2 separate regions of the Homo sapiens genome follow, and region 2 is linked to region 1. A link is an interaction called in ENCODE POLR2A ChIA-PET data of the cell type or tissue named here. Cell type or tissue: PC-3. All regions are shown on one strand. Each heading gives the region's core, and the rest is flanking DNA. Links, peaks and the distances in the headings are about the cores only. Region 1 has its middle 20 kb from the start of LINC01871. Region 2 has its middle 200 kb from the start of LINC01871.

Region 1 (12,838 bases), core at 3,327-11,326:
TCAGAGATAGCAATCCATGTTTCCAAGCAAAGACATTGAGTTCTGAGGACACAAGGAAGTCCACCAGACAAATGTTGAGGGAGGGGCCTGGTGGAAGATGACTGGATTATGGAAGTGGTTCCCCCATGCTGTTCTCATGGGAGTGAGGGAGTTCTCACGAGAGCTGATGGTTTTAAGGGTGGCACTTCCTCGCTCTTTCACTCTCTCTCTTTTGCCTCCATGTTAGACGTGCCTTGGTTCCCCTTTGCCTTCTGCCATGATTGTAAGTTTTCTGAGGCCTCCGTAGTCATGTGGAACTGTGAGTCAATTAAACCTCTTTTATTTTTAAATTACCCAGTCCCAGTGTCATTACAGCAGTGTGAGAACAGACTGATACATCCCCAAACACTGACACTTCCCCTAGTTAGAAAGATGGCTGAGAGACATGGGATGTGGCTTTCGCCTTTCTGAAACTCCCAATCAAGTGAAGAAGATAGATTTATACATAAATAATTCATTCATTTGTTCATTTATTCAACTTTCTTTTCATCACGTATTTTTATGCCTGGGATTGTAGCAGGCATGGGAACAAACACGCTGAACAAGTCAGACCTGGCCCTCTACCCCGGGAGCTTGCAGAATAGTGGAGGGGATATATATATCAAATAAACGTAAGCCGGATAGATACCAGCTGGGATCACCATGCCCTTAAGACCCAGAGAAGTCCTGTCCAAATGCCCATCTCATCAACCACGAAAAGCCCTTTGTTCTCAAGATCTCTGTAAGTCCTGGGGATTTTAGCTCTTCTCATCACCTTTGGTTTCTAAGTGTGTTCTTATTATTTACTTTTCTGTTGGGGCTTGTTCTTTCACATGTCCCTGAAAGCAAGCAGGGACATACGGCCCAGGCCTGATACTTTCTGGAAGAACAGCCCTCTCACAGAACTCCTTGGAGGCTGCCCTGCAGAGGAGGTGGTTACCATTACAAAGACAACCAAGAGACTTAGAGCTGAGCATTAAACTCCCTGTAGTTGGAACAGTCCTCTTCCTTTTCTGGCATCTCCAGCTTGGTCTGATAAATTACTCAAGAGCTTTGCTCATCTCTGTGCTCTCCTGATGAGCCCCTAGTTCCAGCTTCTGGTTTATAATGGCCCATTTTTTCCGTCTCTTCTTGCACCTCCAGCTCACACTCTTAGGGCCCCACCTGCTGTCTCTTAAGTGTCTGATCAGTGCAAGTTCCTAAAAAAAAGAAAGCATCCTTCATGAAGCATATTTACCTGATGAAGTAGTACTGTTTTTCACCCCAATACGTATAAAGTTACAAAACTAATGATATACTTACTGGTGAGAGAGAATGTGTAGGATGCTGTGAGTGGTAATAGGGTGGATCAGTTAGAATAGGATGGGGCCTACAGGCGAACCCGACAAACGGAAGCTAACTGACCTGGCTGGAGAGTAGCAAAGTTATTTCTCATTTACCCCACCCCACCCCATATGTGTTGCTGGTCAGCAAAGGGTCACTCTTAGTCGCTCAGGAATCCAGGTTCCTGCATGTGCTGTCTCAATGCATGCTTCTGTAATTACAAGAGCTAAGATACAAAAAGAGCATAGCTCACCACACACTAATTCATTTGCTTTTTCTTTTTTTTCTTTCTTTCTTTAATTGAATTTTTTAAAAAAAGCTTTATGAGGTATAATTGACATACAAAAATTGCACCTATTTAATGTATACAATTTGATGAGCTTGGACACATACATATACCTGTGAATCTACCGCCACAGTCAAGGTAATAGTCATAACTACCATCCCGCAAAGCTTCCTTGGGTCCCTCCGTGTGTGTGTGTGTGTGTTTGTGTGTGTGTGTGTGTGTTTAAAACACTTAACATGAGATCTACCTTCTTAACACATTTGCAAGTGCATAACACAGCACTGTTGACTATGGGCACTACACTGTACAGCAGACCGCTAGTGCTCAACGTGCATGCAAAGCTGTAACTTCATGCCAATTAAACAGCAATCCCCCATTTCTGTTCCCCCCTGGTCCCTGGTAACCACTGTATTTTCTCTGATTCTCTGAGTTTGATTATTTTAGGTACTTCATATAAGTGGAATCATGCAGTATTTGTCCTTCTGTGCCTGGCTTATTTCACTTAGCACAATGTCCTTCAGGATCATCCAGTGTTGTCACAGGTGGCAGGATTTACTTCTTTTTTAAAGCTGAATTATATTTGATAGTATGCATATAGAAAATTTCTTATCCATTCATCTGTTCACGAACACTTGAGTTTATTGCATATCTTGGCTATTGTAAATAATCCTGCAATAAACATGGGAATATAGAGATCTCTTTGAGATCCTGATTTCTTTTGGGTATATACACAGAGGTAGAATTGCTGGATCATATGGTCATTCAGTTTTAATTTTTTTTAAAATCTCCAAACTGTTTTCCATAGTGGCTGTACCATTATACACTCCTATCAACAGTGCATAAGGGTTCCCCTTTCTCTACCTCTTTGCCAAAACTTGTTATATTTTGCTTTTTTCGATAATAGCCATTCTAACAGGTATGAGGTGGTATCTCCTTGTGCTTTAAATTTGCATTTCCTTGATAATTAGTGATGCTGAGTACCTTTTCAGGTACCTGTTACCTATTTGTATGTCTTCTTTTGAGAAATCTCTATTCAGGTACTTTGCCCATTTTTAAAGCTATTTCAAATTTTGAATTTTCATGTCTTTGCTCTGGATTTGCCTTAACCCTGGGTACCAAGAGCACACAATGAGGGAATTACAGTCTCTTTAAGAAATGGAGTTAGAAAAATATCCACATGTAAAAGAATAAAGTGGGATCCATATCTTACACCATACACACACAAAAAAACTCAAAATGGATTAAAGACAAATGTTTAAAACCTGAAACTGTAAAATTTCTAGAAGAAAATATAGGAGAAAAACTCCATGACATCGATTTTGGCAGTGATTTCCTGGATATGACACCAAAAGCACAGGCAACCAAAGGAAAAATAGACAAGTGGGACTACGTCAACTAAAAAGGTTCTGCACAGCAAAGGAAATAATCAGGTTGCAAACGCAACCTAGGGAATGGAAGAAAACAATTGCAAACCATGTATCTGATAAAGAGTGAATCACCACATTGATTCTTCAAGTGATTTCTGTGCACTTCTCAGCCAAGGCATTGCCCGTTTTCCCAGCCATGCCCTTCATCAATGAAGAAGGAAGCGCCCTCCATGCATGAGGGACAGCAGACAGCTATCAACATTCACTTTTTACTTTCCACTTGCAAATACTTTCACTCCTTCCCCAAAAGGAACCATCCAAAGCCTACTCCTGGTATCAGGCTCAAAGTCCAGGAGCTTATGACTATTTCACAGGCAGGTCTGGCTGCAGCTGTTTTGGCTTTGGACATCTATATACTGACCAAAAACAAACCCAACGAAACAAAAAGCAAAAACAAAACAAACAAAAACTACTTTCTTCCCTACAAGCAAAACACAATGATAGAAGGACTGTATAATTTCAATGAACACTCTGAAATCCCACTGACAGACATTGCTTTTTAAGTTTCTGTTCTACTTCTTGAGCCATTGTTCAAATTGTTTCTTCTTTTTAATTACCATATTGACCACATATGAGGAGGTCAATAGGAAATATCTGTCTTTAGGGCTGCACAGGTTTCCCAGCATGCTCTCTCCCTAGAGAAGGTTGGGGGCCCAAGCCTTAAGTCCTGAAAGGTCAGTAGCTTTTAGACCACACTGGTGGATCTTCAAAAATACAACTCTTTCAAATCTACTTTGTTTCAGTAGTCACATCCAAAATTATTTTTCAGACATGCATTTTTCTTTCAGTAGAGTTAATTGCTGGTATTTTGAGCCTATCAGTTTCATGGAAGAGCCAAGCCAATTCTCTTTATACCTGAAACATTATGTCTAATTAAAGTAATTCAGCAAAATGTTGGTAGTTTAACAAAGAGGATAATGACCTTCTTGATTTGTTCCTTGCCTCAAGACTGAATTTTCATCAATCTGAGTCTGAATGCTTGGAGACTGAGAGTCGCTTATATTTCTCAACCCTTCAAGTCATTGAATTAGGAATTTTCCATTCCTTTTCTTCCTGCTTGTAAATTGAACAATTTTTTTTCTGATCTCATCTCTTTTTCATTGACCTTTGTCAAATGTAACCTTTAGCAACCAAACCATGTTACCAAAGTCTCTCTTCCCATTTATTTGCCTAAACCTATGCTCTTATTAGAAACTGATTTGTCTTCCAACTTACCATTGATGGCAGTTTTCCTAAGTGTTTCACTGCAACCTAATATGGATCATCATCCTTACAAATGTTAAGAGTTTTCTTACTGCTCGCTGTCCATCCTAAAGTCAATGTCACATAGTTTAGAGTTATTGTTATGATTATATTCCTTCTTTGGTACAAATTGTTCTGCTCCAGCACTACACAATCCAAAAAAACAACCAACTTAATGATAAAAAAAAAAGTTTCCTTCCCACATTACATGCCCATTACAGGTAAACAGTGGTATTCTGTTCTTTGTAGTCAAAAAAGGATCTGAACTGATGGCTATCTCATCATTGACACATGCGTCTAAGAGCTCAGGGGTTGGAGAAGAAAGAGTATGTAAACAAAGTGACAGCTCTGAAAGCTTCCACCTAGAAGTGACAAGTGTCTCTTCCACTCACACCTCATTGGGAAAAGGTGAGTCACATGACTAAGCCCTGAGATACCTATAGGTGAGAAGGGATTGTCCTCTCCCAGAGAAAAGTGGTACATATTTTTGAATGCAGAGGGTACATAAACTAGTAGGAAGTGTTAACAAATACCTTTTCATGGGTATTTTTAACCTGAAAAATAAGTGGGTGTTAGAACTTTGAGAAAAAGGGTCAACATGTGTTATATACCAAAGACAAAAAGAAAGACAGCACAGTCTCAGAGAGAAAGCCAGTACGGCATGAGATGGCTCAGGGATTGTTGGCGGGGCCAGACAGTGGCACAAAGTCACAATGCTTTAGTAGAAAGACACAAAGACTACTGTGAGGAAGGGAGGAGGATGTTCAGATTTCAGGATTTTCAAAGGTTTCTTGGAGAAGTAGGACAGTAAACACTGACAATATTTTGCAGACAGAGTCTTATTTGGGAACTTTTGGGGTAAAAGTTGGCATTTTCTTGAAAGAAGCATGCCAAATAGCCAAGCTCTGCTGTCCCAGGGCACAAAAACTGCACCAGCAAAGTAATTACCAGCCCAAGAATTAGCAGCAGGTGTAGTAATAGGGCAAGGACTCATGTCAACATATGGTAAGTCTCTCTAATGGCTGGGTATAACTTTAAATCGGAGGGGATTCATTTTAAACTCATGATCTCAAACCTTAACTGATGCTATATAGTAGCCAAAAAATTATGTTTTCCCAGTACTAGTTTTTCAAACCTTCTTGTTAATCAGACCTCTACCATCCATCTACATGCACCCTCATGATCATTGCAAATAGAGGTCATCAGGCTCAAAACCCCTTACATGCCTACCACTAAGCCAATGACCTCTCTCTACATGCACCAATTCATCTCTCCCCTTGCCTATCAAAACAGAGGTCACCATGAACTCTCACTGGATTATTGCAGCACCATCTTAACAGGGTTCCTAACTTACGTTTCTCTAATTTGTTCTACAACAGCAGTAAAAGTAATGTTCATAAATTACAAAACTGATATCATATTACTGTCCTATATAAATCCTTCCAATACTTCTTTACCATCCTTACCACGAGCTTCTCACCATGACCTTCTCACCATGACCATCTTACCACAACCTTGTCACCATGACGTTCTCACTAGGACCTTCTCATCATAAACTCACCATGCTTACAATTCCAGGCAAGATCTGGCCCCTGCCTGTCTCACTGACCTCATTTCCTGCCACACTCCTGTTTGGTCAGAACCGCCAGCTACATTGGTTATCTTTCTGACTCTCAAACACAGAGCTTTATGGTTTGGGTTTTTTTTCTTTTTTTTTTTCTTTTCGTTTCTCTGGGCCTTTATAAATGCTATTACCTATACCGATAGTGGTTTCTGTTTACCTTTCATTTAACCGCTTCTAATTCTCAAAGCTTGGCTCTGTTTAAATATCACTGTCTTGAAGAGGACTTCCCTGACCAGAGGAAAACGGCTTTCTACTTAATATTTTTAAAAACGTATCTAGTTTTTTATTCATTACACAATGCAACTTGCCAATGCTTTTATTCAATTGACTTTTCTTTACTCATGCTGCTGCAGAGTTTTTGGTTTTGGTCTGCCTCCTCATTAAGATATGTAACCGAAAAGGCAGGAGCCAAGTGTCTTTCTGACCATTTTGTACTCAGTGATGAGTATGCAACCTGGCACACAATAAATATTTGTTGAATAAATAAATCACAGGCGCATAGCCCAAGGCCAAGGGCTGCTCCACTTTCACATCTGTACCAATCAAATTAAACTGCTAGAACAGCTTCAAGACTTTGAGAAACAATAGATTTAGGGCTACAAAAGTGACAGTGATTTCTATTCCTCCTTGTTCTCTCATACTGCTTTTAAGGTTATCTCCAAGACTGAAATGAATCCCATACTGACAAAACAGATGCTTCCAATCAATAGAAGTCCCTACCAATTCCTCATGTTACTCAAGAATTAAAGGAGGCTTCCATTTAGCATGGCAGATAATGTTCCTTCCATCTCATTAAAATACCCATAAAGGCATATTAAAGTAAAATCTATCAACACAGTACATTAGAGATAAAAATGGACAATAGACTCAAGAAGGGGCAGTATTTCCCCCTACATATATCTTCTATGTGTGTAGGTACCAAGAAATATATTCTTGGACTAAATATCCCACTTTCTATCCTGCATGTCAAAATAAGCCAGATGGCTCCAAAAATGGTAGGAAAAGACTTTTGAACACTGTTCTGTTGCCTGCCTCTTCTTAGGGATCTCAGGGTTTGTAGTGACTGTAAAATGAGCCAAGATACAACCAAACAATAAAAAAATAAGTAAACAAAAACAAATACTGATGAACAGAGACAGAGATCCTCTTGCTGAGTGAACACGCTACCTGAGTGGCCCAGTGTTCCATACCAGCTCACGCACCCCCCGTCTATTCCCACTCAGACTCCCAGCCCATGAGACAAGGAAGAAAAAGGGCATGAGCAGAGCAGTCTTGCATCTTGGGATACTCACCTTCTAAGCAGAATGTTTTTTCTTTTTTTTTTTTTTTTAACTTAAGGAACTAGGCAGTGGCAAAAAGAAAAAGCTCATGGGCAATGGATGCAGCTTGTATTCACTTTCGTGTAGAAAATCAGCTCAAAAAAGAATTGCAGGATGCTTCAAACTCTCTACTATAGTCAGACACTGACCAATTGGAGGATTCAAACTCAAGCTAGCAAAATAAAACTGATGAAAACCTTCAACCGAACATAATTTAAGGGAGAGCTGTGCACTTCCATCTGAACTTAGAATCACATAGGAAAGACATTAGCCCATGGATATCTAAAACCCGGGAGAGGTCCCTCATCTAGTCAGAGATGAGAAACACACATGTAGCTCTGAAACACAGGGAACATGCATATGTAATCTAAATAAAAATTAAAATAAAAAACTGCCTCTCATTACAGTTATATACCATAAGGGGTGCTGCCAAATTTATATCCAGAGTTAAATTCATATCCTAAAGTACCCTATTTGTCACAGAATAACAAATAGATATGAAACAGAGATTGATTTCAAAAAAACTGAAAAATAAAAGACAACTCTAAGGAAAACAAAAAGAATGAACTGAAAGTGAATAAAACTTATCAAAATATGGAAAATAGCAAGATAGATCAGAAATTTTAAGGATCAATTTTTTGAAATAATGAAAATGAGAGAGCAAATCTATGACACAGAAAAATAAAAGTATTAAAAATCATAAAGTTCATATAATAATAGTGAATAATAACAGTAGTGTATAAAACCTGAAAGGCTGTCAGGTGCGGGGTTAAATGCCAATTACTTTTACATCTTGTTGTATAGATACTTTCCTGGATTTTTTTTTTAATAGAATTTTGCTGTCACTTGGGCTGGAGTGCAGTGGATCACCACAGTATCAACCTCCTGGGCTCAAGCTATCCTCAGCCGCCTGAGTAGTTGGGCCTTACAGGAGCATGCCACAATGTCCAGCTAATTCTTCTATATTTTTTGCAGAATTGGGTCTTGCTCTGTTGCCCAGGCTGGTCTTGAACTCCTGGGCTCAAGCAATCTTTAATCTTCCTGTTTCGGCCTCCCAAAATGCTAGGATTACAAGCATGAGCCACCATGCCTGTTCTAGATATTTTTAAGTTGCCAAAACAGTAGAAAGAATGAGTAGAATGCTAACAAGTATAACACTATGGATTTTTTGTTTCAAAATTTAACAAAGGATTAATTGTAAAATATTTAATAAAATCCAGAGCACAGACACATGGACTGCTACCCAATTAATTCTATAAAACTTCAAAAAGATTTCTATCAAGATTTGAGAATGCACACAAATAACAGTTGTGAAAAGAAAAACCTTAGACGAATTAAATTTCACAGAGGTCAATTGAGCAAACAATGATTTGCAAATTGGGCAGTTCCCTGAACCAGAGAGACTCTGGTGCTGTTGGGTGATTGGGGAAGATTTAAGGGCTGAAAAAGGGCCGGGTGCAGTGGCTCACACTTGTGATCTCAGCACTTTGGGAGGCCGAGGGGGACAGATCACTTGAGATCGGGAGTTTGAGACCAGCCTGGCCAACATGGTTAAACCCCATCTCTACTAAAAATACAAAAATTAGTGGGGCATGGTGGTGGGTGCCTATAGTCCCAGCTACTCTTGAGTCTAAAGCAAGAGAATCGCTTGAACCCGGGAGGCAGAGATTGCAGTGAGCCGAGATCATGCTACTGCATTCCAGCCTGGGCGACAGAGCGAGACTCCATCTCAAAAAAAAAAAAAAAAAAAAAAAAAGAGAGAGAGAGTGAGACTCTGTCTTAAAACAAAAAAGACTGAAAAAGGAAATCCCAGGTAGAAAAGACGGAAGTGAGGTCAGAAACAGCCAGACTTGTTACAGCTGGGTAGTGTCTTATTTGAACTTGGTTTGGACAGTTGGCTGCCTTTGGCCAAAACTCAGTAATGGGCACAAGGGTTGGTTCCAGTTTGTTTAACATCTAGTTAGGTTTCAGTTCACTGTACGTGAAGAAACCTTCAGGCTGAATTTAAAATATGTAAGGAGACAGCTTTAGGCTAAACTTTTTTAGCAGAATTTAACACTGGGAATTAAAAATAGGTTATTAAGCTAAAATTTTTGTGTTACTTTAAAACATGCAAAAATACGTTTGTTCATCATTAATTCACTATAGGTCCAAGGTCTTTTCTTTGATATGTGTACCGATCATAATTCTGTATTACATGTTGAACAAGCAACCTATCATATACATTTCAAGTTTTGGTATTTTGAAAGTGAAAAGTGAAATTAAAGACATTTACAAAGCAATCCACGTCCAGAAACGTTGTGACGCTGCGTTGGAGAGGCTGTGGGGCTGCCGAGAGAGCGTGGAGATTCCATTAAATTCAGACTCTGGAACAGGCCCTTTGTAACCAGTAAAACAGACAATTTTAGCCGTCACAGACGCTCTGCAGCCGTAAAGTACCTCTAAACAACTAATAGTGTGAAAGTGTGGTGAGAAATGAGAGCTCGACCACAGCTCCTGAAGGCCAGCCCTATGACATCTGTTCCCACCACAGCGGGTGGCTGTTCCCATATCCAGCCACAGCAGGGTTCCAGCCCCTCTGTACAGGGGAGAAAGATGTGGACCCTGAGGATGCTGACAACCTGGGTGCAGAGCAAGATTGACCAGGGATCTGCATGGCCTGTCCTCAGTAAAGACAGCCTGGAGAGGACCAGACTGAGGTCACGTTGAAAAAAGGGACGTGACCAAGGGACAGGAGTCCCCTGGTGCTACATCGTCAACTGCCTGCCGAGGAACCTGGAAAGTCCTTCGCCAAGAGATGGCTCGAAGACAGGAGCAGCCGATCCTACTGAGGTCACTGAGCGCCTGAGGCTGGGCAGGATGCAGCTGAGCAAAGCCTGGCTTGGCAGCTCTACGCTCTTCCTGTTTAGTCATCCAACAAGAAGAAAGAAAAGTGAATCTCTAGCAATACGATTTTTCTTAAAAAAATGGCAACAAAGACCTTTCATTGTTCTATATAGGACCAAATAAAGATTTAAAGAACTCACTTCAAATTTGTATTTCGTCTTTTCAAGGTGAATTTTTCGAAGTATACAACTGCAAGCACTCTTAATGTTTAAAATCAAATTTTTAAAAATAGTTCTGAATGTTCTAGTGAATGAAAAGAGACAAGAACCAACATAACGGGAACTACTTGAAATAATAATTTTTAAAAAGTCCATTTATAATTCAAAGAATATACTTAGATTATACCTTAGATAGCCTAAGAGAATCAACTGAAAAAAATGTTAGACTCAATAACTTAGATAAGCAAAGTAAACAGATAAAATATAGATACAGATTATTCAATATTTTTTTTAGAAATGAGCAGTAAGCTTTTAGAAAATAAAATGAAAAAAAGACCCTATCCAAAATAGTAGTAGAAACATAAAGTACCTAGCTATAAATTTTGCAAGATTTATGTAGAAAGTATATGAAAACAAAAATATTTCTATGATCTGTAAAATACAAATAATATACAGGGTTTATTATATTTTGAATGGAAACATTGAATACTATAAACAATTTTTATAATAAGCCTTTAAAAAATTCTTCCATAATGAATTTATGTGATTAAAATAAGTCAGACCAAATTGCTAATGACAGAACATTTACGAGAATGAAATAAACCACAAGCTGTCATCTTTGCAACCAAATGGAGACCGATAGAAGAAAATGGAAAAAAAAAATATGTTACTGATTTTGTAGAGAGATGGAAGCATTGTTTAAAATAGCATGCTAAGACATGCCTGGAAATCCATATCCACCCTGACTGCCTATGAAATGAGCTAATGAATTATCCTTAATTTTATTTTCTAAGCAGGTTTGAGTTATGTGTCTGTGTCGATCAATTGCAAATGAAAGAACATAATTACAACTAGCTATTAATTTATAAAAATAAAATCTAGCCTCTATAGCAGCTGAAATGTTTGTACCAATGGAAGTGTCCTGTTCTGAGATGCTCAACACTGTGGCCCACATGGGGCTACTGGGTGCTCGAAATGTGGCTGGTGCAGCTGAAGAGCTAAATTTTTTAATTCTATGTAAGTTAGTGAATTTCAAATTAAATTATGTGGCTGGTGGCTACAGCTTTGGACAGGGCAGCTCTATAATGATAAAATCTTGTAATTAAGGTAATAAAAGCTGTTTTTGCATTACAAATTAGAAGTAACTTTGGAAACCCCTTAATGCTGGAGAGCATGACATGTGAAAAGAATTCTCTCATTTACCTGTAAAAGCTCGAATTTGTACACACTTGCAATCTTTTCCTAAAATAATATGTCAATTTTTATCAAGTACAAAACTTTAGCCCAGTAATTCTGGAAAATTCTAGGGAATCCTAACAAAATAGTCAAAGATGTTGATAATAATTTGTGCATAAAAAGTATTAATACCACATCATTTATGATTTTAAAAATGTAAAATACATTAAAATGAGCAACAAATAGAAACAATTACCAACTAAATGAGTAAACAATGGAAATAATGAAAATTTGGGAACTTGGAGAACATTAACTATTATACCTTCACCTAAAGTCAAGTTTACAGCAATTATTCATTAAATTGCAAAATATTTACAACATAGCATTTTTAAAAAGATACAAATATCTCTCTGTATAGACAAATTATATATAATATATAATAAATATAACATACTATATTATATGTTAGATTAATATAATTCAACATATGTGATTATATTATATATCAATATATTATTATGAATATTTTCTTAGTATTTCATATATTAATGTTATATATTATGTATTAACTAACATATTATATATTTTGTTAATATAATGGAATATATTATATAAAACATTACATGCTATATAAACATATTAGGAATAAACAAATAATATTCATATTCACCAATATTTCAAAATAACTTATAGAATATGGAATTTTAAAAAAACTTGCTTCAGATTTGTCATAGTTTGTCCACTTAAGAAGTCTTCAATAAAACAGTAACACTGTAAATGAAATTAAGCCCTCACATTTTAATAGTAGTTTATAGTTTACAAAATATCTTCACATTTATCTTTTTAATCTTTCAGTAGCCTATTAAGATAAAATTTAATGTAATTAAATTATTTGGCCAAAAGTATATATTTTTCCAGTATTATAGCCCAAAAGAGAACTCAGCTGTTATATCTGTCATTGTTTAAATTGGTGTTGAATTTAGTAATATCTTAGACGTGGTGTGAGTCTTTTTATTTCTTAGTTTGTGTCTTTGTCTGATAAGCTGCAATAATCTAATAAATAATTCAACTACTCAAAAATAAATTACACGGCTATTTTATTTTATTTTTATTTTTATTTTACTTTTTATATAAAGACAGGATCTCATTATGTTGCTCAGGCTAATCTCAAACTCCTAGGCTCAAATGATGCTCTTGCCTTGACCTCCCAGAGCGCTGGGATTACAGGTGTGAGGCACAGTACCCGGCCAACACTGTTAATTTAGAGAGTCAAATTCATTTTGTAGTAGAAAGGATGCTTTCTATTTTCATGTCTTTGGAGATACTTTAATCTCTGTAGAGTATGTTCTCGTGCATGTTTTATAGCTTGTCTGTGCTCA
Region 2 (12,838 bases), core at 3,126-11,125, 220 kb before region 1:
GTGCCATTTCATTGGAATAAGGAGCAGGCTTCCAATATAACTGACATTACCCTTAAGATGATACAGCCGGTGAAAAGCATTAAATATATACATATCTGTGGAAAACAGTTTGGATGCTTCCACCCTCTCCTTTGTTCCGGTTCTGGAAGCAGCACCACATCCCAAACTTTTCAGCAACTCGTTGAAGAAATTTCAAGTCAGATTTCCTAGACTCTTGCAGAATCTCTTTATCCACTCTTGAGGTTCTTTAACACAGACTAATATTTCCCTTTGTATGATTGAGAGCATGAATCTTATTTCTGAGCTACCTGAAGACCTTCAAATTACTTACTTTCATGGCAAAGTGCATTAAGGCAGGCATGTTACTGCGCAAGACCCCCTGAACCTCTTCTTCACAGTCAGAATTGGGAGAATTAGGCACTGCCGGGCTGTCGCACTGTCAGACGCTGAAAAACAATGAGCTTTGTGGAAGTGCAAAGGAAGCAAGAAGACCACTGCCGCTGCCACTTACGCAGACACTGGCTCATCATTTACTGTGGAAAACTAGCGATTAGACTACAATAGCAGCTGTAGCTTAGTGATTTGCCTTTAAAAATTTTTTAAAAGCAGTGCCCAGAAACCAGCACCTGGACAATGCATTTGCCACCTAATCATCCTCAAAGGATGTTCTGTCTGACAGGTCAAAGATACCTTTCCCAGGAATTACGGGTTTTTATTTTACGAATGCATAATGCTTGCTAATGTGTTGGAGAGGGACTTCGTTGCTGAGTTTCCAATCACAAAGCTGGGTCTCAGGCACTTCTTTTACTCCTGGTCAGTCCCTCACAGCACTGTTTTTCACTACAGACACAGAGTGAGAACATGAAGACCTGCGGGGCACAGGTGTAAGCGAGGACAGTCCCACTGTGAACACCTAAGGTGTTCTTCTGCCTTGTAACTCTTTCTATTTTCTTTGATACTGTAACAATGTAATAGTATTTAAACATGCTTACTCTGGAGAGTTTCATTAAAACAAAGCAGAAAACCAAACCAAACTTGCCTAACTGCAAAATGCGAGGAAATGATTACTACAGAAACACCTAGCAGTTCCACGCAAAGGGAAAAACAATTCTGCAAAATTTAAACTTGATGACATTTGTAAAATAACGTCACGCAATCACAGACCCTCATCTTACCAGGAAGAAATGGGGGCTCAGAGAACTGATTTTCCCAGGTAAAAATGTCAGTCAGTGACAACTTGGCACCACAAACATTTGAATATCTTCCACTCAATATATCCTGGGCAAGGCTGTGGGGATTCAAAGATGAGAATACCCATTGATATTCTCCACATGGTTCCCAGTCCAGGCAACAGAGCTGCGTGCAGACAGAGGCGGTGTAAGGAGGAATGGAGTGATGTCAGTTGGCCCTCTTTCCATTGTACCATGTGGTCCTCCCTCATACAACTACTCCGCTTACGGAATCTCATCAAATCTGCTACCACATATTTATTTGCATTAATAAATATCTATTAACAGCTACTTAGAACAAGACACGGAGCTATGGGATATAGATAGTATCAACATAAGGAATCCATAATCCCTTTCTTTAAAGCATTTATCATCCAGCAATCAGAATGACGCTGTTGAAAGACAGTTGGAATGCAGAACGGAGGTGGTAGAGAGTTCTAGAAGGCACACACGGAAAGTCCAGACTGGGGCAGATGGAAGGAGGTGTCTGATGAAGGACGATCATAACTAAAGTATATGCAAAGGCACACAGGGGCAGAAAAGCCCAAGCTATGTTCTGGGGACACCAGGTTTGGTGCAGGACATTTGGCTGTGGGATGCAGAAGGATGGAAGTGGGAACAGAGGATGAATGGCAGCTGTTCTCTGCTGTGGCTGGAGGGAAAAGGCAAGGCTGGGAAGCTGGGCTCGTTTTTAGACGTTAATATAATCTTTGGACATTTTTGAACTCAGAGAAATTGATATTTTTACTTTTATGTTTTAGAAATTTTGGCCAGACAGTAGTAGAAAGACAAAACTGGATAAAGTTGAATATGTAAGCCTTGTTCTGATCTTTGGGTCATGGTACCTAGTCTTCTTACTGGCTGCATAAATAACACACTTCTGCTCCCATGGGTCCTTTAAACAACCAGTCCTGCATATTCCAAGGATTACAGCCTCATGTCTGATGATACAAAGGTACTTCAAATATAATTCAAGCCAAACCTCTCATATTCACAGTAAGAAAATTGAGACAAAGATAAGTGAAGTGACTTTTAATGGTACTCCCTTTGACATCTGTAAAATGAAAGTCTTTACCATACAGCACACTCACATAGAGAGGAGTCTGTGTCCACTGGCAGCTGCTTCTCAGCTTCATCCACACTGTGGCCACGGAAAGGCCTGCCCTCCTGTTCCTTTCCTTAGAAAATTAATTTCTTGAGCCTAATTTGGTGGAAATGTGGATCTACTGCATATCCTGTGCAGGTTTAAAAAAAGCACTTAATTGCTAATTGCCACTCATCCTTTTGGGCCCTCTGGCATATGCAATATTTCATAGCTTCTCTAAACTCACCAACGATAAAATGTTCAAGCTAAATGCATAGGGTCAATAGGCTGACTTCCAGATTCCATGTACATTTTGTTTTAGTGTATTATCCATGCTGTAGGCATATACTTCAATACTTTTCCTTTACGCTGCAATACCTCAGGGGAAACTGAGGCTGTGATGCATCTTTGACTGAAGGAGTCCTGTGAAAACCAGGAAAGGCAGAGGCAGACTTAAGGTCATAGTGTGTATATGACACGTAATTTCTTGTGTTAAAATACATACTTACCATCTCTGCCCCCACCAACAAACAAAAAAACACACAGACAAAACCTGTGTGAACCTCTGATTGTCTGGAGGTAAAGGTGGAATCTATGTTTGGGTCAGAAACAAACAACATGATGGGCTTAAAATTAATGTGTCAAATGTGAAATGTAAATCACATCTCAGCTGCAAATACTTAACCAGATAGACGTGAGAAGCAAAGAAAAAGAAGTGGCTTCCTTTAAAAAGATCTACTACTGGCATCCAGATTGTACTCTTGGATCTGAACCCCACTCCTCCTAAATTCTCATGTGCTTTTCCACATCTCTTCCCAAGTCTGCTCCAGGAAAGTTAACAAGAGATGAGCTCAGCTCTAAGGAAATGAAGGGTCCTATGTACTTGGAAGATCATTAGAGGTAGAATGCAAGATGATGCTTCAATCTCTGAGCCTAAAACGGAAGCCTGCTCACCTGGACTTTGAATCAATGTGCTTACTGTTGAGAAATGCACACCATGCATGTTGCTTTGGCAGCGAAGCACGTCACCATCACCGTCTTCCTTTCTCCAGTTCATCTACTATAGCATTTCAAAGGCTCATGAGGTACTGAAGCAAACACGGGAATCCAACCTCTAATTGAGGGTTGGAAACATAAAGGGAGGTGTACATGAGGCATTGTGATCCCAGCTACCCACCAGCCAGCTGCCTTCTGCTTGAGCAATTTATTTGGATTACCACAGTCAAGCTTATCTTTACTCTCACATATTAGACAGGCATAATATTAAGAATAAATTATTTTAAATCCCTTCCCTGAAGAAAAAAAAAAAGAAAAGAAAAATATTATGAAAAAGCAACATCTTGTTGCCAGAACTGTTCTGAGACATTAAGAGTGGGCAACAGCTGCCTATTTTTCACTCCACATCGTAGTTATTAAAAAGAATTCAAATGGTTCGCAGCAGGGATTATGCTCCTGAGTTTGGGGAAGATGTAAATGCAAACGTCAAGAAAAAACTTCAGTTTGCTCATTGGTGCTCTCCTGTAACACTCCGTGACCTTGTTGGGCTGGGTCTGGAAAGAAGAACATAGACAGAAACCATTTGGTCAATCCGTGGTCTAAGTTCAGGAAGAATGAAGCACACAGAGAATGCTTTGTGGATATTTTAATTTGAGCCATATTTCTTTGGATTCTGTCCACAGTGTTTTTAATTTCATCAATTTGTAATTTATTATAGTGACAATATGAGTTGTCATATTTCTGCTTTTACTCATTGCAAACAAAAAGGCTTCCGTAGAGTCAGCTTTCTCCAGAACTGGGGTTGAGTCATCTGTGCCCTCATTTTCATCAGCTTCCTTAGATTTCCTTGAAAACAAAAAAGGTCAACGATGAATTTTTATAGAGTTTCAAAAAGGTGTCAAAATCGCGTTCTCAAATGCTACAGTACGTTAAGCAACATAGACACCGTACTTGTCCAAATGTCTTTCTGCTGGGGAGAATAAATGGGAGCAGACCAGGTGTGTTTAAGCTGGGACTGCGTGACTGTCATCCTCCCAGCTGAGCTTGCCAGGGCGGAAGAATCATCTTCACCCTCCTCTGTGAGTTGAGTGACTGCTTTCTAACTCCTGCATCCTGAATGTCCCACCTGGGTTTCTTCCCAGTGTTCTTTCCAACCGGTTGGAGCCTCTCCAGTTACTTATCTCTCCTCAGTCTTCTTCTACCTGGTGCTCCGTTCTCTACCCCATCGTCTTCTTTGACAGCCAAAGTAATTTTATGAAGTAAATGTCAAATGATGTTCACCCCCTTATTCAGCAGAATTAAGCTCCCACTCATAGGCATGGCTCATATATGTCTCTGCTAACCTTAGATGGGCCATTACCTCACTTCCTCTGTGTCCATTTCCCTCCAGTTACCTCTTCCCTGTTCCCAAACCCATGACACATTTCACACCTTTAGACCATTGCTTTTACTATGTTTGCTGCTTGCTGTTTTCTCTCTCCCCAAATCCAGGCACTCTTCTCTTACCCATGTAGTAAATTACTGTTTAATCTTAAAGATCCAATTGTCAAGATACAAACGTCCCTTCTTTTTTTTTTTTTTTTTTTTTTTTGAGACGGAGTTTCACTCTTGTTGCCCAGGCTGGAGTGCAATGGCGCAATCTTGGCTCACTGCAACCTCCACCTCCCAGGTTCAAGCGATTCTCCTGCTTCAGGCCCCCGAGTAGCTGAGATTACAGGTGCATGCCACCATGCCTAGCTAATTTTCTGTATTTTTAGTAGAGAGGGGGTTTCACCATGTTGGCAGGCTGGTCTTGAACTCCTGACCTCAGGTGATCCACCCACCTTGGCCTCCCAAAGTGCTGGGATTACAGGTGTGAGCCATCACACCTGACCCCTTCTGTCTTTTTATGTCAACCCATGTCCAGTTGGCTCAGCCAGCTGTCTTTCTGTAACCTTTGTGGGCGTGACAGTGTGTGTGGTTCAAAGGCAGGCAGCTGCCAACAAGCCCGTGTCTGAAACCCACTTCAGCCCTAGTCAGATAATCTTAGCAATTCATTTATCCTCACGTGGTTTCATTCCTCACCTACAAAGAAGTGATGAGAATAATGAAGGCTGTTTCCAAGGTGCTGTGAGACTTGACGGAGGTCATATATGTAAAAGATGCAGCTCAGTGCCTGACACCATGACAGACAGAGCCCATTAATATTACCTGTGTCAATTATTGCAGTTTTATTTCACATTATTATGTCACTTCAACATATCTCTTTCCCTGCTAGATTGTGTATTTTCTAAGGGAGAGAATGAGCCTTATTGGCTTTTACAATAAGGTACTTTCTTTCCATCCACATGGCATGGGGCAAGTATACAGTTGGCGTGAGGGTTACCAGATATGGTGCAGGGTGCTTAGCTCAATTTTTCAGGTTAGTAACAAAATTTCTTAGTATATGTCCAAAATATTAAATGTGACATACTTTTACTTAAAATATATTTTTAGATATTTGAAATACAAATTTGACTGGATGTCCTGTATTTTTATTTGCTAAATCTAGCTACCCCAATTGATGCTTATCATCTAAGTTACTTCCTACATCAATTTTTTGAGATTAAGATTCGTAAAAGACTCTCCTATGGAGGTGAAGTTATTAGTTGCTTATTGCAAGTATTTGAGACATCAACACTTATTTCCCTGTGACCCTGCACTGGATTATGAATGTCTCAGTGGAAACCTCACCATTGTGAAACTAACACAAATAAGCACACTAGAAAAAAAAGTCATCACTACAATTTTTTCCTTTACTAAGCAGGGGAAATCACCAAGTGAAGTGAAAGGACACAGTGCCATTTCCTTGGAATTTCAGAATTCCCAGGGATCAATGTCCCCTTTCATTCTGCTGCCTGGAGAAGGGAGTGAGTGAGTCAGAAAGTGAGCCTCAACCCCACCCTTCCAGCACAGTCTCCTAACTCATTCCCTCCTAGCTCTCCTCCCACCTCCAGTGTTCCTGCCTCTAAAACCTAAAGATGATCAGGAAAGGGGTTGAGAACATAAGTGTCATTGAAATCGAGTCTCTGGGGAAGCCAATATTCTTATGCCTACAGTATTAGTCCATTTTCACACTGCTATAAAGAACTGCCAAAGACTGGATGGCTTATAAAGGAAGGAGGTTTAATTGGCTTACAGTTCAGCATGGCTAGGGAGGCCTCAGGAAACTTACAATTATGGCAGAAGGTGAAGGGGAAGGAAGGTACCTTCTTTATAAAGTGGCAGCAAGGAGAATGAACGCAGGAGGAACTACCAAACATTTATAAAGCCATTAGATCTTGTGAGAACTCACTCACTATCATAAGAACGGCATGGAGGAAACTGCACCCATGATTCCATTACCTCCACCTGGTATCTCCCTTGACAAGTGGGGATTATGGAGATTATGGGGATGACAATTCGAGATGAGATTTTGGGTGGGGACACAGCCAAATTATATCACCTACCAAGGAGAAATAGTACATTCTCTATGATTCAAGAAGATGATGAGAAGGGTAGCCATTACCACCAAGTGACTCACTCATCAGGATCCAGGGCACCCCTATAGCTGGAACTATGGATTAGAGGGCTTGCTGGGGATGCAGGGGCTTAGGAAGAGGGCCTGCAGCAAGGGAGAGTTGCCTGCAGGCTCCCATTACAAAGAAGAGCCAAGGTAAGAGAACCATATTGATGCAAGCAGCTCAGGGGAAGTCAACTACTGGCCACTGTTAGATATGGAAATAATGGATATCACTAGAGGTAGTAGCAGAAATTCAACTCAACCAATGTAGGCAACCAGTCACAGGGTAAGGAGAAGGGAGGCTGAGGGCAGGCAGGACTCCTGCCTCTTCCCAGGGCCTACAGTAGCTGGGTAGAACTCTGTGAACACTCAGAGAGGGGCACAGTGAACTGACAAGAATACCCAGAGGCAGGTGATGCCCAGAGAGCAGAGCCACTATCAGTTAAAAAGTTAAAAGAAGGCTGGGTGCAGTGGCTCACGCTTGTAATCCCAGCACTTTGGGAGGCCAAGGCCGGCAGATCACTTGAGGTCAGGAGTTCAAGACCAGCCTGACCAACATGGTGAAACCCTGTCTTTACTAAAAAACACAAAAATTAGCTGGGTATGATGGCATGTGCCTGTAATCCCAGCTACTTGAGAGGCTGAGGCAGGAGAATTGCTTGAACCTGGGCAGCGGAGGTTGCAGTGAGCCGAGATTGTGCCACTGCTCTCCAGCCTGGGTGACAGAGAGAGACTCCACCTCAAAAAAAAAAAACAAAAAGTTATAGGAAAAAGGTGCATGGCTATATATAGTGTGGTTGCATTTTCTCGTTTCTACCCACAACAATGGAAATTGTTGTTAACTTTTATGCCACATTATTAGTCAGTTTAACATATCTCTTCCTGTTGGATTGCATGTTTTCTAAGGGAAAACATGCCTTTCCAATAAGGCACATTATTTTCACTCACATGACATGGGGCAAGTATACAGTAGGTGTGGCCACTCTTGTGTAGTTGATTTCTGAGTTGCTCACATCAATATGGGTCTCTTACCTTGGCTCTTCTTTATAATGGGAGCCTGCAGGCAATGCTCCCTTGCTTTCCTCTCTCCCTGGGCCCCTGTATCCCCAGCAAGCTCTCTTCTTCATAGGTCCAGCTATGGAATAAAGGAAGTCAAAGGATCCACAGCAGAAAAATAAGTGTTCTTCATCGTTCAGAAGGAACTCATAAAGATGAAGCTCATCCGTCCTTTGTAGAAATGAATGATCTAGTCAAGTCTTTTTTTGGCTATACATTTTTCTTAAAACTTTCTTTCCTTCCTTCCTTCTTCCCTCCCTCCCTCCCTCCCTCCCTTCCTTCCTACCTTCCTTCCCTCCTTTCTTCCTTTCCTCTTATTCTCTCTTTCTCTCTCTCTTGCTTTATCTTTTGTGTCAAAACCAGCTCAAGAAATAAAATAGAAAAACCAACCTGGATTGGAAGGTGTATTAGTCAGGGTTCTCTAGAACTCCTATATATGTATATAGGATTTTATTAAGTATTAACTCACAGGATCACAAAGTCCCACATAGGCCGTCTGCAAGCTGGGGAGCAAGGAGAACCAGTTGGAGTCCCAAAACTGAAGAACTTGGAGTCCAATATTCAAGGGCAGGAAGCATCCAGCATGGGAGAAAGATGTTGGCCGGGAGGCTAGGCCAGTCTAGTCTTTTCACATTTTTCTGCCTGTTTTATATTCTAGCCACACTGGCAGCTGATTAGATGATGCCCACCCAGATTCAGGATTGGTCCGCCTTTCCCAGCTCACTGACACAACTGTTAATCTCCTTTGGCAACACCCTTACAGACACACCCAGGATCAATACTTTGCATCCTTCAATCCAACCAAGTTGGCACTCAGCATTAACTATCACAGAGGCTTTTTTTTTTTATAAAATGAAATGCATTAGTTTTCTGTTACCACTATATAAAATTGCTTAGTGGCTTAAAACAACAATAATTTATCCTCATACAGTTCTGGTAGTTGGAAGTCTGAAAGGAACCTAATGGGCTAAAATCGAGGTCTTAACAAGTCTAGTTCTTTCTAGGGGCTCTAGAAGAGAATTTGTTTTTGGTGTCTTTCAGTTTCTACAGTCTGCCAGCATGCCTTAGCTTGTGGCTGCACCACTCTGACCTGCCTCCATGGTCACTGCCTTCTCAGTCTGACCACCCTACATCCCTCTTAGAAAGACCCTTGTCATTTTATGGAGACCTCCCAGATAATCCAGGATGGCCTTCTCATTATAAAATCCCTAATCACATCTGCAAATCCATTCTGCCATATATGTTCAGAGGTTCTGGGGATTACAACATGGACACTTTGGGAGTGACCACTGCTCAGTTTACCACAGAGGCTACCAAATATTCCAAATAAGAGCCTTGAGACAGTGGCCCCCTGGCAGCTTGCCTGGACCCCAGCCTGCTCTTGGGTTCTGCTCCAGAACATTGTGTTCTCTTTTCTCTCTATTCCTCACTGCTTTTACTTTGCCCTCTCAGAACACTTGTTTCCTCTGCTTCTTCTTCAGCTCAATAGTGGCACCCCAAGGCCACTCCAATAGCCATGACACATTAACGTTATACTCCATTACATTCCTCACATGTCCTGAGTCTGCAGTTTCCATTATTGAGAGAGAGAGAGGCTGAGGTTCCCTGTTAACAAACCTTAGTCCTTGCCGAGTTCCTACCACCTTGTGAGCAAGGGATGCCCCACATGTAGAATCAGCCCTGAACTCCACAGCTGTCCTCATGGCTTCTTTGAAAGCCTAGCTTCATGTCTTATTTTCTACTCCTTCCAGTTCTTTTAGCAACACTCTTTTGAAAACCATGATAATATGACGATACAAGGCACTTCATTAAAGCCACAGGAAAGTAGCCTGATAATTTAACAAGGATGCCTGACTTACGTGTAGCCAGAAATCCATCCCTGCCCTGAAGGAGAATGATATTTTTAATTGTAACAGAAGTTAAGTGCAGCCTTGTTTTAGGAAGACTGTCTTTCTCATGCCTGCTAACCTTCATATGCAGAGTTTTCAGATCATTTCAGTCTTTCACCACCCTTCATGGAGAAAACTGACGACAAATGCTTGTTAAAAAGGGTACTAAATACAGCAGGGTGGGGTGGCTCATGCCTGTAATCCCAACACTTTGGGAGGCCAAGGCGGGCAGATCACTCAAGGCCAGGATTTCGAGACCAGCCTGGCCAACATAGCAAAACCCCATCTCTACTAAAAATACAAAAAAAATTAACTGGGCACGGTGACACATACCTGTATTCCCGCTACTTGGGTGGCTGAGGCACAAGAATCACTTGAACCTGGAAGGCAGAGGTTGCAGTGAACCAAGATCATGCCACCACACTCCAGCCTGAGCAACAGAGAAAGATCCTGACTCAAATAAAATAAAATAATTTAAAAAATTAAAAAGCAGTACTAAATACAATAAATAAAAATTAGAAGACTACCCTGTGTGGCTTCTTCAGAAAAAAAAAATGGTCTCAAATAAAGTTAAAGTGTTGTTGTATTAGTCTGTTTTCACACTGTTCTAAAGATACTACCAGAAGCTGAGTCATTTGTAAACAAAAGAGGCTTAGTTGACTCACAGTTCTGCATGGCTAAGGAGGCCTCAACAAACTTACAGTCATGGTGGAAGGCAAAGGGGGGAAGCAGGAACCTTCTTCACAAGGTAGCAGGAGAGAGAGAGTGCACATGGGGAAATGCCATTTTTTAACACCTTCAGATCTTGTGAAAGCTCCCTCACTATCATGAGGATAGTATGGGGGAAAACCATTGGCTCCTGTGACCCAATCACCTCCAACAAGGTCCCTCCCTCAAAATGAGAGGATTACAACTCCAGATGAGATTTGGGTGGGGACAGAGAGTCAGACCTGGAGACCCTTGCAAATCTCACATTCTCACATTTCAAAACCTTCATGCCTTCCCAACAGTCCCCCATAGTCTTAACTCATTCCAGGAGTAACCCAAAAGTCCAACTCCAAAGTTTCATCTGAGACAAGGCATGTTTCTTCTGCCTATGAGCCTGTAAAATCAAAACCAAGTTAGTTACTTCCCAGATACAATGGAGGTACAGGCATTGGGTAAATGTTCCCATTCCAAATGGGAGAAATTAGCCAAAACAAAGGAGCCACATGCCCCATGCAAGTCCAAAACCCGACTGGGCAGTCATTAAATCTTAAAGCTCCAAAATCTACTTTAATTCAAAGTTTCACATCCAGAGAATGCTGTTGCTAGTGATGGGCTCCCAAGGCATTGGCCATCTCCACCCCCTGTGGCTCTGCAAGGTATAGCCCCTGTGGCTGCTTTCACAGGCTGATGAGTGCCTACAGCTTTTCCAAGTGCATGGTACAAGCTGTTGGTGGATCTACCATTCTGCGGTCTGGAGGATGCTGGGAATCTTCTCACAGCTCCACGAGGCAGTGCCCCAGGGGGACTCTGTGTTTTGGCTTCAACCTCAATATTTCCCCTCTGCATTGCCCTAGTACAGGTTCTCCATGAAGGCTCCTCCCCTGCAACAGACTTCTGCCTGGACATCCAGGCATTTCATATATCCTTTGAAATCTAGGCAGAGGTTCCCAAAGCTCAACTCTTGTCTTCCATGCACCCACACCATGCAAGGCCCAACACCATGTGGGAGCCACCAAGACTTGTGGCTTGCACCCCTTGAAACAACAGCCTGAGCTTTACATTGGCCCCTTTTAGCCACGGCTGGAGCTGGAGCAGCTGCAATGCAAGGTGCCAAGTTCCAATGCTGCACAGAGCAGTGTGGCCCTTGACCTGACCCACAAAACTATTTTTCCCTGCCAGGCCTTCAGGCCTGTGATGGGAGAGGCTGCCATGAAGGTCTCTGATATGTCCTGCAGGCATTTCCCCCATTTTCTCAGCTATTAGCATTCAGCTTCTCATTAATTATGCAAATTTCTGCAGCTGGCTTGAATTCCTCTACAGAAAAGTTATTTTTTCTTTTTTACCACACAGCCAGGCTTCAAATTTTCCAAACCTTTATGCTCTGCTTCCCTTTTAAACATAAGTTCCAATTTCAAACCATCTCTTTGTGAATGCATATAACTGAATGCTTTCAGAATAAGTCAGGTCACCTCTTGAATGCTTTGCTGTTTAGAAATTTCTTCTGCCAGTACCCTAAATCATCTCTTTCAAGTTCAAAGTTACACAGATTTCTAGTGCAGGAGAAAAATGCTGCCAGTCTCTTTGCTAAAGCATAGCAAGAGTGACCATTACTCCATTTCCCAATAAGTTGCTCATCTCCATCTGAGACCACCTCAGCCTGGATGTTATTACTGATATCACTATCAGCATTTAGTCAAAACCATTCAACAACTCTCTGCAAAGTTCCAAACTTCCTCACATCTTCCTGTCTTCTTCTGAGGCCTCCAAACTGTTCCAACCTCTGTTTCTAACCAATTTCAAAGTCACTTTCACATTTTCGGGTTATCTTTATAGCAGCATTCCACTCCTGGTACCAATTATTTGTATTAGTCCATTTTCACACTGCTATGAAGATACTACCTGAGACTGATAATTTATAAACAAAAGAGTTTTAAATGACTCACAGTTCCTCATGGCCGAGGAGGCCTCAGGAATCTTACAATCATGGTGGAAGGTGAATGGGAAGTCTTCACAAGGCAGAAGGGAAAGTGAGAGCATAGGAAACTGCCATGTCTAAAACCATCAGATCTCCTGAGAACTCCCTCACTATCACGAGAATAGCATGAGGGAAACTGCCTACATGATCAAATCACATCCCACCAGGTTCCTCCCTTGACACATGGGGATTACAATTTGAGATGATATTTGGGTAGGGACACAGAACCAAACCATATCAGTTGTGATATAACCTTTTAGGAGTCAAGAGATCAATTATCAAGATTTGTATACTCTAAGCTTCTTGAACTTCAGTACTGTCATCGGTGAAATGGTTCTAATTACAATAACTGATGAATATTTAGCACTGGTAAAGAAGTCA

Evidence for each region. ChIA-PET counts read pairs that join two places held together with the same protein. Peaks named below come from ENCODE experiments on the same cell type or tissue, not always from the same donor. Only the 100,000 strongest peaks of a DNase experiment are listed, where the experiment ranks them.
Region 2: POLR2A ChIA-PET joins it to region 1 with 6 read pairs; 1 of 35 experiments calls an interaction of 5 or more read pairs at or near these places.

The regions. Positions count from the first base shown.
Region 1 is chr2:7,739,156-7,751,993 of GRCh38, forward strand. No RefSeq gene overlaps it. Among named protein-coding and RNA genes, the nearest start is that of LINC01871, 20 kb to the left of the region's middle. In PC-3, for the core only: no CTCF peak of the experiment used is centred there; DNase peaks (open chromatin) are centred at 5,856, 6,376 and 10,086; H3K4me3 peaks cover 529 bases; H3K27ac peaks cover 4,739 bases.
Region 2 is chr2:7,519,749-7,532,586 of GRCh38, forward strand. No RefSeq gene overlaps it. Among named protein-coding and RNA genes, the nearest start is that of LINC01871, 200 kb to the right of the region's middle. In PC-3, for the core only: no CTCF peak of the experiment used is centred there; DNase peaks (open chromatin) are centred at 4,183 and 10,453; H3K4me3 peaks cover 250 bases; H3K27ac peaks cover 4,090 bases.